Regions from separate parts of the Homo sapiens genome. Here region 1 is linked to region 2. A link is a contact called in ENCODE Hi-C or POLR2A ChIA-PET data. All regions are on one chromosome and are shown on one strand. The core of a region is the stretch at or near the end of the contact, and the rest is flanking DNA. Distances in the headings are between cores, read along the strand shown.

The links. A loop is a pair of places that touch in the nucleus more often than their neighbours do. ChIA-PET counts read pairs that join two places held with the same protein, here RNA polymerase II (POLR2A). Pooled maps may share reads with other maps.
Region 1: a map of GM12878 shows a loop between it and region 2 (22-fold over the local background). The contact joins the enhancer-like site here to the promoter of EDEM2 in region 2. A Hi-C loop is called at or near these places in 1 of 168 maps with a recorded cell type or tissue (GM12878), 1 of 37 single-sample maps with no recorded cell type and 6 of 50 pooled maps. POLR2A ChIA-PET finds 5 or more read pairs at or near these places in 4 of 52 experiments (CD4-positive, alpha-beta T cell, WTC11, activated CD4-positive, alpha-beta T cell and 1 more).

The regions. Positions count from the first base shown.
Region 1 is chr20:35,328,470-35,331,169 of GRCh38, forward strand. The region is part of intron 7 of UQCC1 (ubiquinol-cytochrome c reductase complex assembly factor 1); the gene reads right to left. Among named protein-coding and RNA genes, the nearest start is that of FAM83C, 37 kb to the left of the region's middle. Within about 2 kb of position 1,295, at least 3 of the 41 ENCODE cell types and tissues checked have a DNase peak (open chromatin) inside an H3K27ac peak, as active enhancers do.
Region 2 is chr20:35,146,070-35,148,959 of GRCh38, forward strand. It overlaps EDEM2 (ER degradation enhancing alpha-mannosidase like protein 2), which reads right to left and starts at 1,267. Exons shown (of 11, transcript NM_018217.3): 1 at 1,083-1,267; 2 at 756-866. The coding sequence starts at 1,189. MMP24-AS1-EDEM2 (MMP24-AS1-EDEM2 readthrough) reads right to left here. Exons shown (of 15, transcript NM_001355008.2): 6 at 756-866. The coding sequence starts at 850. RefSeq lists enhancers at 449-1,052, 1,301-1,430.

The DNA.
Region 1 (2,700 bases), core at 45-2,544, 180 kb after region 2:
CCTCACAATGCTACAAGCGATGTAAGGTGGGTATTACAGTTATGTCTATTTTACGGAGAGAAAACTGAGGCATAGAAAGGAAACAGGCATAGAGACCTTGCCCAAGGTCACATGGCTAGGGCAGGATTTGAGTCCAAACTGGCTTCAGTATGTGAGCACTCTCAACTACTCTGTGATACTGCATTGGAAAGGAGGTTATAAACTCAACCCAATCCCCCACTTGGAGATGAGAGCCTGGAAGTCTCTGAAGCTTCTCTCAGGACCTTGGGGCTCACCTACTCTCCTGCCTCATCCTCCCATTACACTCAGCCCTGCCCTGGGATAACTCCTGGAAGAAGCCTGCAGTGAACACAAAACAAAAAAGCAAGTGAACTCATATCTTTCTCGTTCGTCTGTTTCGTGTGGAAGTGAATCCAGGAAAGATTCAACTTCCTTTCTCAGCATAAACTAGATTGTAAGCCCTGTAAGATCACTTATCTCTGGTATATTATCTACCAACCACATTCAGGGATTAGCATGTGGCGAGAGACAAAAATGTTCCTTGAATAAATGAATGAAACAATTCTTAATAAAACCATACAAATTAATAATGCTACTGGATCTAGAGGAAATACATTCAATATTGCCTTCATCAAATGTATTCAGCACTACCCAGGCATCAAGCACTGTTTTAGGAGCTGAGGCTACAGCAGTAAACAAGAGACAATTCCCGAACTCCGGGAGTTTAGGATGATTAGTCAGGCTGCTGAATGATTTGCAGAATGAATCTGAGATGAAGAGAGTCAAGAGGCAGGAGGACCAGTGAAGAAGCAGCCGACAGTGAGTTTAGGTGAGAGGTCAGGACTGGATCTGAGCATCAGTAGGACAGTTGAGGCCCTGATAGTGGTTGTTTTAAAGAAGGGCTCCTTATAGTTCCTCCTGCTCCTTTGAGAACCAGGCACGTCACATTGATGGCAAGGATCACTGACATTCAGAAAGACCAGCTAAAGAGAGGACAATGAACATGGAAAAACAAGTCCCTCCACTCTAGCTGGGCCCCTTCAGCTCCAACCAACCCCACAGGGCCATTCACTCAGCATTTTGGGGGAAACAAAGTGAGAAAAGAGTGTTACAGCTGCCTCATCAATGGATCCAGAAATACTCATGGCACACCCAGGGCAGCTGAAAGAAACATCTGTCTCTACTGTATCCTAGGTCTGACCTCAGAGCCTCCAGAACTTTTTTACATAGCCCCACCCAGATCCTGGCGGAGCTACTGCCCTCTGGTGGTACCCAATGCAGGGGTTAAGCCCACAGGAGAAAAGAGTCTTGTGGTAGGACATGGAGTGAGAGGCATAGTCAACCCCAAGAGCTCGTCACAGTGCCTGTATGTCTTACTACTGCAACCACTGCTTTTTCCAAAGACGCTATTTACAGAAAACTCTGGTTAAAATGCAAGAGTTATCTGGGACCATTAAAACAGATCCTGTTGGCAACCCTTAACGATTTGGCATGAATTTAATCAGGTAAACTGCAGTGTAAGTATAGAATTGATTCTAAGAAGATAGGGTTAGGAATAGACTCTGTGAGTTCACTCACTCATTCACCATTCAACCAATATTGGATGGAGGCTTACCATGTGCTAAGCACTGTGCTAGACACTGGAATGCTGACCTTAAGAGAAAAGGATCAGGAGGTCTTTGATTGGAGGCTTTTCCCAGCAACACAAAATGCAGGGTGTGTGTAGTGGCTCTAGAGAACAGCAAAGATGATAGTATCAAGTAACGAAAAGAGCAACAGAATCAATCAAGAGAAGTGAGTTTTAGTCTCTGCTACTACCGCTACTATATGACACTGACCAAGCCTTTTTCCTGACCAGGACTGAGTGTCCTCACTTGGAAAGGGTTGAATTAGGATCATCTTTGTGGCTGTCAAGCTTCTAGGAGCTTGGCGGCCACTGAAATGATTAGGAGATGGCATAAAATAAAAACACTGACTGCTTGGCAATTCTGACCAGCTAGGGCTAGCCCTGGGTGGGGCTTCCTGCCATCAGCCAGGGCAATCTAAAATTCCTTTACATAGTTCCTGAGGATCATCACCAAGTGAGATTCTTCTGACATCCATACCCAACCACTTCATCAGACGAGATACCCCTAGTACGTTATGAACCCCACATTTGTCCCCAACTACCCTAGTCTCTTCTGGTCCCTTTGAACTGAGGCTATTAGGGACGGAGCCAGTTCTTCCAGTGCTACAGGGCAAGAGAGGCTTGGAGAAAAGTAGAAAGTTTTGCAAACTGTGTTCACTCTTGGAAATTCTACCCTGGGCTGGAAAATTTTTATCTCATGGATTTTTTTTCAAGCAGGAAAGGCCCTTAGAAATAACCTGGTCCAGGCTCTGCATTGGAGCCTGCTGGTTAATTGTGGAACTAAGTCTAACTCCACTCTTGTAGCTCCAAGATTGGTGAGTGTTTTTCAGTTCTCCCACTGTCCTTCTAGAGGGAGGCTCTTCTCTGGCAGCCAACTCACCTTGGGACCTAAAGCACAGGAGACGATAAACACCTTCTGTCTTTGAAGGAGAAGGAGTATAGCCACAAACACCTATCGAAAATGCCAAAGACAACAAGGTTCATTTGAAATCTGAAGAATCTTAGCAAAACGGTATGGGACAGGGATGAAAAGAAGAGCAGGAGACAGAAGCCTGCTCAGCGCTTAACAGGAA
Region 2 (2,890 bases), core at 17-2,516:
TTAAAAAGATACACATACACACATCTATATATATAATGGTATAAACCAAGAATATTTCTGGACAGATACAAAGGAAAGTTAATAGTTGGAATTCTAGGGTATGGGAGATATTTATTGTATATAATCTTTTACCACTTGAATTTGCCATTTGTATTTACTTTGTTTCAACTTAAAAAAATAAAAACCATCACAAGTTTTGAGTTTAATTTCTCCCGACCTTAGCACATTCGTGTGTAAAACAGGGATAATGGCACCTAACTCGTAGGGGTATTAAGATACTGAGCTGAGATCTGAATGACAAGCAGCAGCCAGTGATGGGAGGAAAATGGGGAGTGTATTTCAGGCACGGGGCACACCAACTACAAAGACTTAAGTTTTAGGAGTGTCACACTCCTTCCTGGATCTGAATGCCCACCTACATAATGAAAGGGGTGGGTTTTCTAATTCTTGGAGCCCTTCCACGGTATCTCGTTACTCCAGAAATTGCCTATGTCCCCACAGCTGATGCCTGTTACTGCTGGGGCTGAGCTCAGCGATCCAGCCCACCCGGCTAATCCAGGACTTTTTTTTTCACTGCGAGAGGCTAAGTGGATCCTGGAGGTGATAGTAAGAATTGCGGGGAGCGCGGCTCTAGCTCAGCTGGGAGCTTTCTGGTGCCGGTGAGGAGACCATGAAGCCACCAGCCCCAGCTGACCCGCCCGCCGAGGCCCAGAGAGTCAGACCCTGGCCGCCCCTTGCCCCTCCGCTCGCACTACCTGCCCCAGGTGTCGTGCCCGTCACAGGTGAGAGGTCGCAGCTCATCGAAGGGAAAGGCATTCTCCAGGTAGCTGTCGTAGGCGTGGTAGAACATGGCCTTGACTCGCTCCCTGGGTGGGGGACGAGAAATCAGGCATGGGGCAAGAACACAAAAACAAGCGGGGGAAGAACAAGATACAGGGCGGAAAGTGGGAATCACTAGCTGATTTCTCCCTGGGACCTAGCGGCTGTGTCGGAGCAAGTCGGGGTCTGGGATGGACGGAAAGGGAAAGGACCGGGTTCACGCTTCCCATTCCCCAACTGCGAAAGGGCGGGTCACAGTTCACCTGTAGTGGGCGGGATCTGGCGCGGAGCCGTCGGGACCTGGCGCACCATGGTGCTGAGGCAGCAGCGCGCACAGGAGGCCGAGCGGGATGAGCAGCCGGAAAGGCATAGAGCTCGTGTCCTCTCAGCGCCCCCGCAGCAGCAGCAGCCACTGCAACCAGTTCATCCTGGGAGCTGCTGCGGGTTCTTCCGGGAATCCGCGCCACTGCGCCTGCGCGCTGAGAAATCAGCCTCTCACTTCCGGACTACAAGCCCCTGAATGCAATGGGCAGCGAAACGCGGCCGAAGAGCAACTTCGGATGTACGGTTTCGGCAACACTGATCAACGTGTCTTAAAGTCAGTGGCTGTTGTTACTACTGTTATTAATTAATGTTTTAATAATAACAGCTAGCATGTATTGAGCACTTATTGTGTACTAGTACTGTACGGAGCATTTAAAATGCATTCTCTCATTCATTTTTTTCAACAACCTTATTAAGTATGAAGGCAGGGTAAGCATGAGAAATGTTCAGCCTTTACCATTATTACCTAGCAGGACAAGCCGCAGACAAAACTCCTCAGACACCGGGTTAAAGAAGGAAGGAGCTTTATTCGGCCGGGAGCGTCAGCTGACTCACTTCTCAAAAACGGAGCTCCCCGAGTGAGCAATTCCTGTCCCTTTTAAGAGCTTACAACTCTAAGGGGGTCCGCGTGAGAGGGTCGTGATTGATTGAGCAAGCAGGGGGTACGTGACTGATTACCGGTGCACCGGTAATCAGAACGGAACAGAACAGGACAGGGATTTTCACAATGCTTTTCCATACAATGTCTGGAATCTATAGATAATATAACCGGTTAGGTCAGGAGGGGTCGATCTTTAATTACCAGGCCTGGAATGCATCGCCGGGCTGTCTGACTACTGATTTCACTTCTGTCTTTCTTTTAACTCCTACATTTTCTTTGAGGCAGAAATTGGGCATAAGACAATATGAGGGGTGGTCTGCTCCCTTATTTAGGGATATTGAGTTTCCCAAACCAGTTACTTGTTGATTGTATAAGACACAACTCACATTTATTTGTCCAAAACTTCCACTCTTTTTTTTTTAAAACCTCTTGCATTTTCCGATGCTGTCACTCTTGAGGTTTCCTGAAATCCCGTCAGTTCTAGGAATTCATGACACTTCTCTCCTCCCAATTTGGGATGTGGTTACACAATCATGGTCCCTTCAGTCTCCATCTCAAACCGGAAGCTTTACCCCTGTCAGCCCTGTAGAATGTCTTGGGTAAGAATGAATACCCTGGTTGGGCGCGGTGGCTCACGCCTGTAATCCCAACACTTTGGGAGGTTGAGGTGCGTGGATCACCTGAGGTTAAGAGATAGAGACCAACCTGGCCAACATGGTGAAACCCCGTCTTTACTAAAAATACAAAAATTAGCCAGGGGTGGTGGCGGGTGCCTGTAAATCCCGGCTACTCGGAAGGCTGAGGCCGGAGAATCGCTTGAAACCGGAAGGCGGAGGTTGCAGTGAGCGAGGATCGCGCCACTCCACTCCAGCCTGGGCAAAACAGCAAAACTCCATATCAAAAAAAAAAAAAAAAAAAAAAAAAAAAAGACAAATGACTACCCTGGGGCACTATAGCTTTCAGGAGGTTTGTGATCCATTTCTCCATTCCCCTTATTCCCAAGTTTCTAAAATTTGGTCAGCACCTTAGACCACAGCAACACCCATGACTTTGGTCAGTGTGACATGCGGTAGAACCAACACTGGATTTGAAGTCAGATCTAGGATCCAGTTAATTACAACTCTGTCACTCATCTATAACCTGTGT